2 separate regions of the Homo sapiens genome follow, and region 2 is linked to region 1. A link is an interaction called in ENCODE POLR2A ChIA-PET data of the cell type or tissue named here. Cell type or tissue: GM12878. All regions are shown on one strand. Links, peaks and the distances in the headings refer to the core of each region. The heading gives the core; the rest is flanking DNA. Region 1 overlaps KLHL6 (kelch like family member 6). Region 2 overlaps PARL (presenilin associated rhomboid like).

Region 1 (7,890 bases), core at 2,261-4,760:
GTAAAGTCCTCTCAACATAGCCTCAAGGAACCAGACCTAGAGACTGCGGTACAAGACAGGAGTGAGACAGGAATCCAGACAAGGATTCCAGGCAGCAGCATCAACAAAGGAGATTGCTAATGACTCAGCCTCAGCCTGGAAGCTTTTCTATGCATGAAGGAAGGGCCAGTCATGAGACAGGGCAGAGAAAAGCCTGATAACCCCTCCCCTCATCACTAGGACTCCCCTCCCTCTGCCAACCCTGGGAATCACAGCAGGGCTGCCCTCACAGGTCACTGTCACTTACAGAGTGTGCCATATTTTGCAGTGAGCTGGGCTTCCCAAATGGTGAGAACCAGTTTCTGGTTCTAGCCACAGTGAGGTCCCATATATTTTCAGAGCGCACTGTCTTTTCACCTTGCACACCCTGACCCTGCTTCCTTGTCTCTTTTTTAACCCTTTGATCCAGACTGATGTCCTAAGGCATGCTGGGTCCTTGCTGCTATGGGGGTCTGTCAGCTCAGCCCCCAGACATAAACTGGAATGAATGTTCCAACAGTATCCTGCCTGTGCATGTGTGTATGAGCACAAGGAGGCTCTGATTTTTACATTTCCTCCTCATTTTCAGCTTATGTAGCCTACACTAGCAAAAGAGTCTTGGGGAGCTGAGGGGTCATAGGAAATGACCTGTTAGCCACATTTCTGTTCTCTGTGAAGAGGCCTGTTTTCAGTTTAGACATCATGGGGAAACCACTCTTCCCATCAAAGTGAGCTCCCCCAAGGATGAAATGGACACCATGCTATCTACTTGATATTATGAAGACTGAATGAAATAAAAAGAATCCAGCAAAGTGCCTGAAAAAATGTAGGCCGTCCATATTCCAAACTGGGAAAAAATGCTTAATGCAAAGATTACCACGTCACGTATAAAAACAAAATACTGGAAGCAACCTAAATGTCCACAGTGAGAGAATGATTTTCATATTATGCCTCTGTTGAAATTGGTAGCAATATAATAAATAGTCATTATGAAAAGCATGGAGCACCGTAGGAAAAATATTATAATGAAAACAGGGGGCAAAGCAAGATGCAAAATTGCATGTAAACTATGGAAAGATATGCATGTGAGAAAAGGTAGACAAATAACACCAAAATGAAAACTGTTAACATTATCAGAAAGCCCCATAATCCCTTACCCAAAAATCTGGGAGCCAGATGTGCTTTGCCATTCAGAATTCTTTGGATATTAGCATATCTTAAATGTTATATAGCACCTCCAGCGCTCTTTAGTCTAATGCATTAGTACTTCAGCAGTGAGTATACAAATAGTTGTCCTAAGTGGAATAAATAAAGACTCTGAGGTCGGGTGCAGTGGCTTACTCCTGTAATCCCAGCACTTTGGGAGGCTGAAGCTGGTGGATCACCTGAGGTCAAGAGTTCAAGACCAGCCTGGCCAACATGGTGAAACACCGTCTCTACTAAAAAATATAAAAATTAGCCAGGCACGGTGGCGTGTGCCTGTAGTCCCAGCTACTCAGGAGGCTGAGGCCGGAGAATCGATTGAACCCGGACGGCGGAGGTTGCAGAGAGCTGCGATCATGCCACTGCATTCCAACCTGGACGACAGAGTGAGAGATTCCGTCAAAAAAAAAAAAAAAAAAGACTTATGGCACTGGGGTTTCAGTCCGGACTCGCCACTTGTTGGCTGTGTAAATCTTGGAGGAATTGCTTGGCTCCTCTGAGGCTCAACGCCGATGTCTACAATAGAGCGAGGCTAACAATTTACGTCTACCGATCCCAGCAAGTTGTGAAACGCGAATAGTAAAATGGATTCATTTATTAATTTATTTGCCCCAACACTTTATGCGTGGTAATAAGTCAGATTTCTTGGTTCTGAGAAACAGAAATCAACTCTGGCTTATTCGAGAAGAGGAATTTATGTAAATGATAGTAGGAACTCATAAAATCCCCAAAGAAGTTTGGAGAACCAAACCCAGAAGACAAACAGGTGCAAGGGAGGCTAGACAGGGGCCAGGACCGCAGCCCGAAGCCACCCAGGACTCCTGTGGGGAGGACTTCCCTGCTGCTGTACAATGCTGGGGCCACAGCTGCACAGCTGCAGCCACTGGCACTGCTGTCAGGGCTGTCTCTGGAAGCTGGAGGCTGCTGCTGCTTGTCCTGCCTCCACCCAAGCAGGCTTTCCTCCGACTGGGCTTGTTGATATCAACGGCTTCCAATTCAAAACTATTTGCTAGGCCTGCAATATATGCAGAATAGATGTTAAAGTATCATGAAAACTACACAGTTATGAGGGGATTCCGTGACCCTTGTCACATAGGCATCAGAGATATGGATCCTGAGACCCAAATATGCAAGAAGGTAATTATTAGCACGTTCACTCCTCTGCTCCCTGCAAAACTGTGAGGAGCCCTGGATACACTTGTAGGGATGTGTGGCATGAAGGCATCATCCATCATGGGTGGACTAAAAGCAGGTTGAAAATGCAAGCCATGTGAAGGCAGTGACCACCTTATTCTTCTCCTCGATGCCATTGCAATGGCTGACACTCAGCAGACATCCTGTAAATGCGTGAAGTGAACGAACGCTTGGATCTTCCTCCTGCAGGTCCAGTCACTGATTAAGTAGCATCCTGGCCAGAGCAGGAAGTCCTCACAGAGTTGTGTGGGAAGCTATTGGGCAACTTTAGAAAAGGGAAAGATGATAAAATGTGGCTATCACAGGAAAAATGGGAAGGAACAGTTCCAAAATCCAAAATGCCTCAGAATATTATGGATTGAACCGGTCGCTCATGTGACCACCTGCATACAGATGTGCCATGCATACAATGTGACTCTTGCAGTTCTTTTGTTTTTTTGCACTGGGAGTGGGGAGAGGGGTTCTGCACCAGGGCAGAAGTGCCATTAGGTCCTTTGATTTTTCAAGGAAGTGTCATCTCTGTCACCCCTACCCATGATGTCTAAACTGAAAACAGGCCTCTTCATAGAGAGATCCACAGCATGTGGATATTATTCCAATCAAGATTAGAAAATCTATTCTTCAATTTTAGATAATCTTCCATGCAGCTCCCAACTAAAACACAACAGAGAAATATTTTCATCATTCATAGCTCAAGTTGTGAGCTTTATCCCTGCATCAAACCCATGGATATGCAACTGTCCCTCCATGAAAATGTTTTTTCAGGACAAGGGTCTAACATGGTAAGCACCAAACAGTCCACGAAAAGAGCTGGCCACATGCAGAGCCTTTGTGTTTTTGGTAAAACTGCCATGAGCGCAACATCCATTTGCGCTGCCTCATATTCCTTTATTGGTGAGCATTTTTTGGTTTCGAGGGATAGGAAATCAAGTCAATCAGCTTAGGCAAAGAGAAAGGTATTTGGTCACATTATCAAATCATAGGAAGGGCTGGGATGCAGCAGAGCCCAGGGAGAAGAGGAACCAGGCCCTTTCGTGCAGCCTGCGTGCTCTTTCTCCACCCCTCACTTGGCTTCTCTCAGGTTGGGTTTCTCAGGCTGACTTCTGCCACACGGTTGGGAGTTTGCCTATTGGCTGCTATGAGACTCCTAGCCTTGGCTCTGGAGGGAAAATGAGGGACTTTCTCTACCTGTGGCTTGAAAAACCCCTGGGAAAGACTCTGATTGGCTCAGCCCCATTCAGTTACCCAATCCTAGGCCAATCACTGTGCCAGGGAGGTGGGGCACAATGATCAGCCCAGCCTAGGTTAGGAGTCCACCCTTGGCTAAAGAGCTGTGCGTGTGTGTGTGTGTGTGTGTGTGTGTGTGTGTGTGTGTGTGTGTGTGTGTTTGAGAGACAGAGAGAGAGACAGAAGATAGAAAGGCGGAGAGGCCTGTAATGACGTGAGAGCTCCCGCCTGAATCACATGATTTGAGTGGGGCCTGGATGGGGAGAAGAGCATTTCCCGATATGGAGAGATGCTGGACAAAAGGAAAAATAAAGTCCGCTAAAGAGGGGTAACAAACACTGCTTTACTTTCTTATTAGCCAATTTGTCGCACTTTTGCCTTTGCTGTGACTGTCAGGAAGCTCTGTGGATTAACTTTCCTGAGCCTTGGTTTCAGAGACATATTCTCCTTCGACTTTAATTTCTTAATTCTTGTGTTCTTATTTTTATTGTTACTGTTTTGTGTTTTATGATCCCTCTGCTTCTTTTGTAAAAGCCTTCTTAAATGCTTTTGGTGAGGCCATCTCCACGTAAAGATAAGTCTCCTTTGCTGTGAAAAAGTATCACTTAGGCAACCTACATGTCCTCTGCTAGCTGTAAAGGTTAGCATTCTTTTACTGTATTTAACTTCTATGGAAAACGTTAAGGCCACCATAATTACAAGAGTGCTGATACTGCTATGGCTTTTTTTTTTTTTTTTTTTTTTTTGAGACTGAGTTTCGCTCTTGTCGCCCAGGCTGGAGTGCGATGGCCTGATCTCAGCTCACGGCAAACTCTACCTCCCAGGTTCAAGCGATTCTTCTGCCTCAGCCGCCCGAGTAGCTGGGACTACAGGCGTGTGCCACTATGCCCGGCTAATTTTGTATTTTTAGTAGAGATGGGGTTTCACCATGTTGGCCAGGCTGGTCTTGAACTCCTGATCTCAGGTGATCCGCCTGCCTCGGCCTCCCAAAGTGCTGGGATTACAGGCGTGAGCCACCACACCCGGCCTGGTGCTACGGCTTTAAAACACAATCAAACCAAAACTAACAGGTTGCATCATAGCCCTTTCTGAAGAGATGCTCTGGGATCTACAATAAATAATAGACACTCAGCAGGTTTGCATATAATGATTCAGGTCCAGGGTCCAGTAAGACCTTATTGGATTGAAAAGATCATGTGTCTTGTAGAGTAAGCTCAGGTTTATGGAGGGCTGAGTATCAAGGGCCTTTTGGTGTTGGGGGAATTTTGGGAGAGGTGGAGGCCCAGTGGATAACTCCTGGAAGGTGGAATTTTATTGTATTATTGTGTATAGCGAACGCAACACAAAAAAATAGGACAGAAGAGAACAGAGATTAGGGAAAGTTAGGAAAGTGTCAGGTGACTAGCAGTGTCTTTAAAACTCAGGATAGCAGGCTGGGTTGGCAGACGATGTCTGTCTCATTAGCAGGTGGGCCTGGAAATGGAGGGGGAGAGAATTCTTAGTAACTGCTATGAAAATCCTCACTCCTCCCATGCTCCTCCAGTGTACCACCGATGATTAGCAGGCCTTCAGTTAAGGAGCACTGCATAGTATTATCTCTCTCTCTCTCTTTTTTTTTTTTTTGAAATGGAGTTTCGCTCTGTCGCCCAGGCTGGAGTGCAGTGGTGCGATCTCAGCTCACTGCAACCTCCATCTTCTAGGTTCAAGCTATTCTCCTGCCTCAGCCTCCAGAGTAGCTGGGATTACAGGTCAACACAACAAGATAGTTTTTGTATTATTAGTAGAGATGGGGTTTCGCCATGTTGGCCAGGCTGGTCTTGAACTCCTGACCTCAGGTGATCTGCCCGCCTCAGCCTCCCAAAGTGCTGGGATTACAGGCTTGAGCCACCTCACCCAGCCAGTATTATCTCTCTTAATGTGCAAATACCTGGAGGGGAAGGAATGCAAAATGTTAAACTTTCAGAACTACAGTGCTGAGTGGACTTAGTGAATTTCCATCCATCTGTCCATCCATCCATCCATCCATCCATCCATCCATCCATCCATCCATCCATGTATCCATCCATTTGACACAAATTTATTAAGTGCCTACTCTGTGGCAGGCACAGAGTTTACAAAGATGAATAAATTATGGTTCCTGCTTGACCTGGAAATCATCATCTAGTTAGGACAGAGAGATAAGTAAATTGATGTTTACTGTACAGGGTGATAAGTGCTATGATGCAGCTCTGCACAGGGGTTATGGTGGAGCTGGGGACAGGGGCTGTGAGAGGTTTGCTACATGGGAGCTATAGGAGCTTACAGAAGGGCATTAAATCAGACGGAAGAAAGAGCAGTCTGAGAAGGCTTCCTGGCAGAGGTGATATCTGAACGGAGTTTTGAAGGATGAGTAGGCATTGGCCAGAAGGGGCCAGAGGGGAGAAAGGAGAAGAGAGGAGCATTCCAGGCAAAGAGAAGCACATCCGGGAAGGTGCCACGCAGTGTAACCACAGGTAGAAGAGTAGGTTGAAATAAAGGACATGCACAGGCCAATAAGGCTGAGAGACAGGCATGGTCAGACCGGGAAAGGTTTTGTTGGGTGAAGCTGTGGAGTTTGAAACATGACTTACAGATAGTGGGAAGCCGTGGAAGAGTCTTTAAGTAGGAAAGAGATGTGATCCAAGATCTCCCTTAAAATAATCCTTTGCACTGTGGGTATGGAGGGTCCCATCAATCTAGGCAGACCCTTAGGTAAGTTGCAAGAAATTTCAGTGAGAGGAGATGAGGGTTGGAATTAAGGTATAGGCAGTGTGGTTGGGGAGAAGGCCTCCAGCAACATTCACATCCTCTCTGAGGGCCTGCAGGGCAGCCGGACCACAGAGAGCATGAGGGAGAGGCAGCGCTGCCCAGCAGGGAAGGGTAGGGGGAAGTGAGGTTAGGAGGGCTGGAACACAAAGCAAACTGACTCCACTCTTTGCTGAGGACCAGCTCTGAGCCTCAAGATTGGAAAGAGAAAGAGAAAGTGGTCTGACCTTATCAACCCTTCTCCTGCCCAGGCTATCCCGTTTTAGAGCAAAGCTCATAAACAAAACATCTCAAGTTCTGGACTTGCAATTCTTGAACACCTTGGAGATAGAGCCACAGCTATTATTAAAATATGTTCCCCTCTCTTATCCACATCTCTGATAGAGACCACTGCTGGCTTTTAGGGTGCCTTCCTTTGGTTTTTTTGTTTGTTTGTTTTTGTTGTTTTGTGTTTTTTAGAGGCTTGCTATGTTGCCCAGGCTGGACTTGAACTCGTGGCCCCAAGTGAGCCTCCTGCCTTGGCCTCCCAAGTAGCTGGGACTACAAGCATGTGCCACCACACTCAGCCCCTTCCTCTGAATGTAAATAAGTTACCTGGGAGGACCAGTTAGAAATGGGGGCCCCTTTCTGGGGGTTGCAATCCACGTTAGTGCACAAGGCTTGGCAGGTGTAGGGGGCGCTGGATTTTAGCTCAAGTCAAGCCTGGCCTGTGCACTCCTGCGTGTAGCCCAACTGTGGCAGCTCCTCCTTCACGTCTAGATTCATAACTGCTCCCCATCCCCAGCTGGAGGAGCTCCTGTCTTCTGTCCCTTTCCCTCTGGATTCTGTATCATGAAAGCCCAAGGGACAGGCCTGGCAGTCCAGATTCCTCTGTGGCAGCTGGCGGAGGGAGCAGCCTAGAACGCACATAGGATCATCTTTGCCTGTCACAAGGGATACCTTTTATGACTGGAGGAGCCTTAGCATTTGAATACCTTGGGGTAAAGACTGGGGCCAGTGCCAGCTTGCAAGTTTCTAAGTGGTTAGAACCAGGGAAGGCTCAGAAAAAATCTTTAAGCAGAGGCTGATCCCTAACTTCTGGACAATGACATGGTCACAGGGAAGCCACAGAGTCCTGGAGGTGGGAGTGGAAAGTGGAAAAAGAGGGTCATGTGGAGCCTCCGGGCAATAGCCTGGTCGGGATGTGGTGGTGGACGGCGAGCGCAAATGCGGACCCTGCTCCAGGCCCAGAGGGGAAGTGAGAATCTGAGCCGACCTCGTTGGTTTGTGAGGGAAGTGGGGTTTTGTTAGGGGAAGCCAGGTTTCATCTTCAGGAAGGAGGTGGAAGATGTGTAAAAACAAAAGCAGACAAAGGTAAAGAATAATCACCATGTTTTGTAAGTTAAACTCTCAGGTAGGAGAGCTTAGGGTAATCATCAATGGGGCCGGGTGTGGTGGCGTGTGCCTGCAGTCTCAGCTACTTCG
Region 2 (7,890 bases), core at 2,867-5,366, 300 kb before region 1:
TTTCTGTATTGATTTGTAATTTCATTCCAAGTGATCAGAGGACATAGTTTGTATAATTTTAGTGTTTTAGTTTAAGTTTATTGAGAGTTGTTTTGTGACTGAACATATCCTGGAATGTGCTGCATGTGCACTTGAGAAGAATGTATATTCTGTTTTTGTTGGGTGGTGTGTTCTATAGATGTCTGTTAGGTCTAGTCGTTTTATAGAGCTGCTGAAGTCTTTTGCTTCCTTGCTGATCATTTAATTATTCTCTCCATTATTATAAATAGAGTTCTGAAGTCTCCAGCTATTATTGTTATTTATTCCTTTAGTTCTGTCCATTTTTCTTCATTTTTGAGATTCTTTTGTTAGGTACATATGTTTCTAATTGCTATTTCTTGATGGATTGACCTTTTCATCATTATATAATATCCTCCTTTTTCTCTAGCAATGAATTTTGTCTTAAGGTCTATTTTGTCTTACTATGCATGTGGCCTTGTAGAGTCCAGGAATATGTTAGAGGTTTTCAGAGTTTCTATGGAAATCTTATTCCCCTGCTTTTCCTCAAGATTTTTGATTAGTCTCTTATTTGCCCCCAAGTGTTATCCATCATCTCAGGCAGCCTCAAACTTAAAACACTTACCTGTCATTGTTTTTGACAAATGCCCTCTGTGAAAAGTTTTATACTTGGGGAGCTCCCAGTCAGGTTAAACAGACAGCCCTGAAAGTGGGTTTTGCATGGAATCAACAGCCAGGTCAAATAATGACAATTCTTTGGGAATGAGGCTTTGAAAGAGCTCCAGCTCCATTCTACCAGCTACCTCGGTTTTCAAGACTACCTTGTAACTAGAGAGTGGGGGATTGGACTAGGCCAAGTTAAAATGCTGCAAAGCTTTGGGAGGCCGACGCGGGCAGATCACGAGGTCAGGAGATTGAGACCATCCTGGCTGACATGGTGAAACCCGGTCTCTACTAAGAATACAAAAAATTAGCTGGGCGTGGTAGCGGGTGCCTGTAGTCCCAGCTACTCGGGAGGCTGAGGCAGGAGAATGGTGTGAACCCGGGAGGCGGAGCTTTCAGTGAGCGGAGATTGCGCCACTGCACTCCAGCCTGGGAGACAGCGAGACTCCGTCTCAAAAAAGAAAAAAATGAATAAACAAACAAAAAACGCTGCAAAGCTAGGTGTTTTGAGATTCAGCTGTTTTTCTTAAGTAAATACACCCTGGTTTGCTATAAGCCTTTGATTAGTTTCCAGAGTTCTGAAAAGGTTGATTCTGACATTTTTTGCCAGTTCTTTCATTGCTCTTATGAAGGAGAGTTTTCAGAGCTCCTTACTTTGTTATTTTTCACTGACATAGTCCAGTGCGTTACACAGGTGTGAGGGTAGGCACTAGGACAGCAGTGCCTTCCTGAATCAGTAGTGCCAAGCTTGTCCAAGAGTTACCGAGTCAGGAAGAAGCAGGTGACATCCCTCCTAAGTGGAGATATACAAAACTTAAGCTCTTCTATTTCTCAAAGGAAAAGGAGAGAGGAGGAAACCATTATTCTTTGTTCATTTGCATGCTAGGTGCATGTACTATCTTATTTAAGCCTCACTACAACCTTTATGAGGTAGGAGGTATTGTCCTCATTTTACAAATGAGGGAATAAAGTGCCACAGGCCACAAAACTGCTAAGTGACATACTTAGGATTCAGACTTGAAAAGGCCATTCTCTTTTCACCATGTTTTCCATTTGCTGGTTCACTGTGTGACTGCTACATTTCATCATGTTTTCTCATTTCATCGTCACTCAGCCCTTTTTTTTCTTTTTATTTATTTATTTATTTATTTTGAGACAGGGTCTCCCTCTGTCGCCCAGACTGGAGTACAGTGGTGCAATTTTGGCTCACTGCAGACTTGACCTCCTGGGCTCAAGCAATCCTCCCACCTTAGCCTCCCAAATAGCTAGGACCCAAGCATGTGCCACCATGCCCAGCTGATTTTGTTCATTTTTTTGTAAAGAGGAGGTCTCACTATGTTGCCCAGGGTGGTCTCAAATTTCTAGGCTCAAGGGATGGATCCTCCTGCCTGGACCTCCCAAAGTGCTAGGATTATAGGCGTGAGCCACCACACCCGGCCCGTTCAACCCTTTCAGGTAGATTTTATTATTCTCATTTTACAGAAGAGGAAACAAGCTGAGCGGTTAGGCCTCTTCCCCAGGTTATAATGTAAGTAGGACAGAGTCACTTCTGCTGGACTCCTTCACCCATACTTTTAGCCAAAATGCAGTACTGCCTCAGTAGGCCTAGGATTGCCACACATCCTCTCATGCTCATCCGCTTCTGGGGACCAGCATATGCTGTTTCCCAGCAAGGAAGCCGTTTTTATGTGGTGTCTGAAGTCCTAGAGTGACCAAGGTCAAAATAAATCCTCCTGGCTACCCATGTCTTGATGTATAGTAGAAAGAGCACTAGATTAGGAATTCTGGCTTGGCCACTGAATTTGGCCCTCTGACAACTTGTACCTTTTAGAGCCTGTTTTTCTCATCTATAACTGGCCTTCAGAATAGGGTTTACAAAGAAGAAAGTATGTGCATTTCACTTTTCTTATTTCTTTTAAATTTGTTAAGTGTGTCTTATGAATTTATAGTGGTTCACGTACATAATTTGTTAATAAGTATACATATATGGGATGTGTCTGTTACTAATGGATGGTGTTTACTAATGGGGTGCCCCATGAAAGCAGTTTGATGACCACTGGCTTATGAAGTAAGGGATTTTGGCTACAGTCTGTTTCAGTGCCAGTACTCATTATTTATCAGAAAAGCTTCTTGCGTTTGGATTGAAAACTTAGCAGTGTTAACTCTTTGTCTACTGTTAACCTCAATGTCTTTGGTTATCTTTCCCCCCGCTTTTTTTTTTTTTGAGACAGTTTCCCTCTTGTTGCCCAGGCTGGAGTGCAATGGCGTGATCTCGGCTCACCTCAACCTCCGCCTCCTGGGTTCAAGTGATTCTCCTGCCTCAGCCTCCTGAGTAACCGGGACTACAGGCATGCACCACCACGCCCAGCTAATTTTGTATTTTTAGTAGAGACGAGGTTTCTTCATGTTGGTCAGGCTGGTCTCGAACTCCCGACCTCAGGTGATCCGTCCGCCTCAGCCTCCCAAAGTACTGCTGGGATTACAGACGTGAGCCACCGCACCCGGCCTTTATCTTTCATTTTTTTTCATGTATTTTCCTTTATTTTAATCACTTTATCCAGAAACATATCCTCGTCTTGACAGTGCTGTGGTGCCTGTGGTTTCCAGAAGCTGGGTGTGCTGTGTGTCTGTGGTTTGAGGAAGTTGCCCATGGAACTGACAGAGGAAGCAGAGTAGTCGTTGCCATTTTTCAGCCTAGTAGGCAGGATCAGGGACCCCATCTTGCTCTCTTTGCCTTGAACCACAATTAGAATAAAACACCAAAGCCCTGACTGATCATGATCATAGCAATCCGATCTTTATGATCATGGCCAGACCATTCTCAGGTCGTCTTTACCCTAAGATATCAATCACTGGGTATGACAACCTAGACCTAAGGGTGCACTCTGGGTAGTAAAGATGATTAACTCTCCCAAAGGAATCTAAGGAATCCAGAGCAACACGAATCACTGCTCTCTTCCTATAGGGTAAACCTCCCAAGACTCCAGTCCCTGTGAGGAGGCTCTGCCCGCCTGCCCTTCCCAGGGTTCCAGGCTCCACATTGGGAGGTGTACACAGTGCTCTTCGCTCTTCATTGCCTTGTGTATGATCCCTTTTCCCATCTTTGCATAAATGCTGTCCCTCTCACCATCTTTAAAAGAGTTCTGGGTAATTATTTACCAAAGGTGGTATAATGCTGTCACAGTCCCTGCTAGTGAGACATCTGATACAACTGATGGAATCAGTTCAACAAAATGCAGTAAAATTTTATTTAATGTACTACGGAGAAAGAAAAAATGCTACCAGTTATAAGATGCATCCTGATTTCAGATATTAAAATGGAAAAAATGTCTTAAGATCTGTGAAAAATGTAGCTTCCTTTCCCACCTCTCAAGTGGGAGAGCAAAAACTGGACAGACTAGAAATGCCAGGGGCTAGCTGAGAACCTTACAGAATGAGCAACTGCGGAAGCCACAGGTAACACCGAGATGTAGATCAGCTGCCAGGGACAAGACAAAGAATGTTTTCTAAAGTAAATCCTCTTACCAGTATGTTATTGAAATCAGTCCTTATTGGCATCGAAGAAGGTGAAAGTGCTACTTGCCTGTTGCCTACAGAGACTGGAGGAATGACAAATGTTTATTTTAATTCAACAAGTAGAGGAATACCTGCTATGTGAAGGAGTTGTGGCAATTCATAAAATTAATATATTTTTTGAAGTTTGTAGTTTTCAATAATAATTTCTTATCTAAAATGTAACAAGTTAATTATATTATCGAATAAACCTCAATTTCGTAGTACTAACAACATCAACACTTACAGAAAAAGGAAAGTCACTCAACTCCCACATGTAAACAGACTTTAGAAGCAGTTGCAGAGGTTTTCTAAATTATCCCTGAATTCCTATCACATGACTATTTTTCTCAGACATGTTGACCTTCACCTACACAGATGACTCACATATGTTTCCATAAGCTGGCAGTAAGTTTAAGAAGCATACCATGCCCTGAGGAAAAAGAAGTAATGTTAGCTCTTCTACTCTTGGCCAAAGAACCTAATTCTGTATATTACTTCTGTCTTTGGTTTGGCTATTATAGACAATAAATTATTGATCTGATTATAATTGAGAAAAGTAAGCTCTTCTAAAGAAGTAAAATATGGATCTAGGGAAAGGAAGTTAGCTCCCAGAGCATTTACAATTTCCCAGGAATTCTGTGACTTTACCAACCCTAGGCAGTGCTGATACTTTAAAAGCATTCATTTCACTTGCTTTTTTTTGGCTCACCCCCTATCCCCCAGGTATACAGTACTCTTACATAATTGTGGAAGAATCTTACAAGGGGGTAATGTAGATCAGACTTTCCTGCTTTCATTTTTAACCTCCCTAAATTATAAATATTTATTTTGTAGGTATTATAGCTGCAAATGTCCTTGTATTCTGTTTATGGAGAGTACCTTCTCTGCAGCGGACAATGATCAGATATTTCACATCGAATCCAGCCTCAAGTAAGTCTAACTTGTGTGAATTTATTTTAAGGTAGAAATAATATGAAAGAAATATGCTTTAGTTAATGGAAGTGCTGTAAAAAAGACGAATTACCTATCAATAGCTACAAGCAAAATGCAGAGGATAGGCTGTAAGCTCCTTCACTGAGGACAGGGACCTCACCTCTCTTTTTCTTTTTCTTTGTTTTTTTTGAGACGGAGTCTTCCTCTGTTGCCCAGGCTGGAGTGCAGTGGTGCAGTCTTAGCTCACTACAACCTCCACCTCCCAGGTTCAAGTGATTCTCCTGCCTCAGCCTCCCTAGTAGCTAGGATTACAGGTGCCCGCCACCACACCCAGCTAGTTTTTGTATTTTTAATAGAGACAGGGTTTCACCGTGTTGGATAGGCTGTTCTTGAACACCTGACCTCAGGTGATCTGCCTGGCTCGGCTGGAGTGCAGTGGCGTGATCTCAGCTCACTGCAAGCTCCGCCTCCCGGGTTCATGCCATTCTCCTGCCTCAGCCTCCTGAGTAGCTGGGACTACAGGTGCCCGCCACCACGCCCCGCTAATTTTTTTGTATTTTTAGTAGAGACGGGGTTTCAACATGTTAGCCAGGATGGTCTCGATCTCCTGACCTCGTGATCCGCCCGCCTCAGCCTCCCAAAGTGCTGGGATTATAGGCGTGAGCCACTGCGCCCGGCCAATTTACTTTTTATTTTATTTTATTTTATTTTTTGAGACAGGGTCTTGCTCTGTTGCCCAGGCTAGAGTGCAGTGATACGATCTTGGCTCACTGCAACCTCTGCTTCTCAGGCTCAACTGATCCTCCCACCTCAGCCCCCAGGAGCTGGGACTACAGGTGCATGCCACCATGCCCAGCTAATTTTTTTTGTTTTTAGTGCAGATGAGGTCTTGCCATGTTGCCCAGACTGCTTATTTTTTTCTAATCAACTTTTGCCATAAGGACAAGTTGCTTTCATTGAACTGAGAGTTTTTATTGGTTGCTTACTAAGTAGAAAAGAGATTTATTAAGACAGCTTTTTGTCACTTTTAAAAATGATGTCTTAAGCTGGGCATAGTGACTCACATCTATAATCCCAGCACTTGGGGAGGCTGAGGCAGGTGAACTGCTTGAGCTCAGGAGTTCGAGACCAGCCTGGGAAACATGGTGAAACCCCATCTCTACTAAAAATACAAAAATTAGTTGGGCATGGGGTATGTACCTGTGGTCCCAGCTACTCAGGAGGCTGAGGTGGGAGGATCACTTGAGCCCTTGAGCCTCAACTTGAGGAAGTTGAGGCTGCAGTGAGCCAAGATCGTGCCACTGCACTCCAGCCTGGGGCGACAGAGCAAGACTCTCTCCAAAAAAAAAAAAAAGTCTTAAAAATAGCTGTTTTTGTTTTCCATGTTTGTTTCATAAATTTTTTTTTTTTTTTTTTTTTTGAGATAGAGTCTCGCTCTATGGCCCAGGCTGGAGTGCAGTGGCTCAATCTTGGCTCACTGCAAACTCTACCTCCTGGGTCCAAGTGATTCTCCCGCCTCAGCCTTCCGAGTAGCAGGAATTACAAACGTGCGCCACCACACCTGGCTAATTTTTATATTTTTAATAGAGATGGGGTTTGACTATGTTGGCCAGGCTGGTCTTGAACTCCTGACTTAGTGATCCGCCTGCCTTGGCCTCCCAAAGTGCTGGGATTACAGGCGTGAGCCACTGCGTCCGGCCTAATTTTAAAAGTTTAAAATGGATAATTTTTATTGGCTGTGTGTTTCATGATTACCAGACTATGTTTCTCTCTCTTGTAGAGGTCCTTTGTTCTCCAATGTTGCTGTCAACATTCAGTCATTTCTCCTTATTTCACATGGCAGCAAATATGTATGTTTTGTGGAGCTTCTCTTCCAGCATAGTGAACATTCTGGGTCAAGAGCAGTTCATGGCAGTGTACCTATCTGCAGGTAATATGCTTTAATCTCGGGGCCTTTGAGAGTATAAGCACTCTAAGCTATCTGCAGAACGGACAAAGGGAATGATTACTGCCATATTCTACACGTAGTGAGTGCTCAGAACATATTTGTTTCTCACAGTGTATGTAGAGAAGGGAGCCACAGATTGGTGGAGATGTTGCCTTTTCTGTTCATTTTGCTGATTTCTTCTTACATATGAATTATGTGGGTATGTTTAATTTTAAGTTAGGATAAACAGGCGTTAAGTAAGGGTTAGTGTAGAATTTAAGCATGTCATTTTTGTAATCTCATCGGGCCTTGATTTCATTAGTTTAGGCCCTCCATTTTATAGATAGTGGTTCCCAGACTTCCCGGCTGCCTCAATCTCCTGGGTCTTTGTTAAATAACCTTAAGCAAGCTCATTTCCCCCAGTGTGTTCAGTTCACAGAAAGCTTTAAATCAGAGCTATACAATATGATTGTCAAGAGTGAGTTTGTTCTGTCTTCTTTGCAAGAATGTAGCAGGGAACCACTTCCTAGCCATGGTCTTGAAGATGGTATCGTTTCTTATTTCAGTTAGGAAATTCTCATGCATGAATCCAGGTCCCTAGATGCTGCTAACGTGACAGTTGGTCAAATTTTACTTACCTCTCTGTTTGTAAAATGTACTTACTTAATACAATATAAAAATTAATTTCTAAAATCTCTACATTTAGAAACAGTATATCTGGCAGTTGTGCTGTGATGTAGTGAAAAACACTAAGCTTGGCGATAGACCCAGGTTCAGATCCTATTTCTACTACCAGCTGAGTGATGTTGCAAAAA

The links. ChIA-PET counts read pairs that join two places held together with the same protein. Peaks named below come from ENCODE experiments on the same cell type or tissue, not always from the same donor. Only the 100,000 strongest peaks of a DNase experiment are listed, where the experiment ranks them.
Region 2: POLR2A ChIA-PET joins it to region 1 with 7 read pairs; 2 of 35 experiments call an interaction of 5 or more read pairs at or near these places.

What each region holds. Positions count from the first base shown.
Region 1 is chr3:183,540,662-183,548,551 of GRCh38, reverse strand. The region is part of intron 1 of KLHL6 (kelch like family member 6); the gene reads left to right. Among named protein-coding and RNA genes, the nearest start is that of KLHL6-AS1, 4.1 kb to the left of the region's middle. RefSeq lists an enhancer at 7,464-7,573. In GM12878, for the core only: no CTCF peak of the experiment used is centred there; a DNase peak (open chromatin) is centred at 3,581.
Region 2 is chr3:183,841,486-183,849,375 of GRCh38, reverse strand. PARL (presenilin associated rhomboid like) reads left to right here. Exons shown (of 10, transcript NM_018622.7): 5 at 5,050-5,145; 6 at 6,929-7,078. Among named protein-coding and RNA genes, the nearest start is that of MAP6D1, 20 kb to the right of the region's middle. In GM12878, for the core only: no CTCF peak of the experiment used is centred there; no DNase peak of the experiment used is centred there.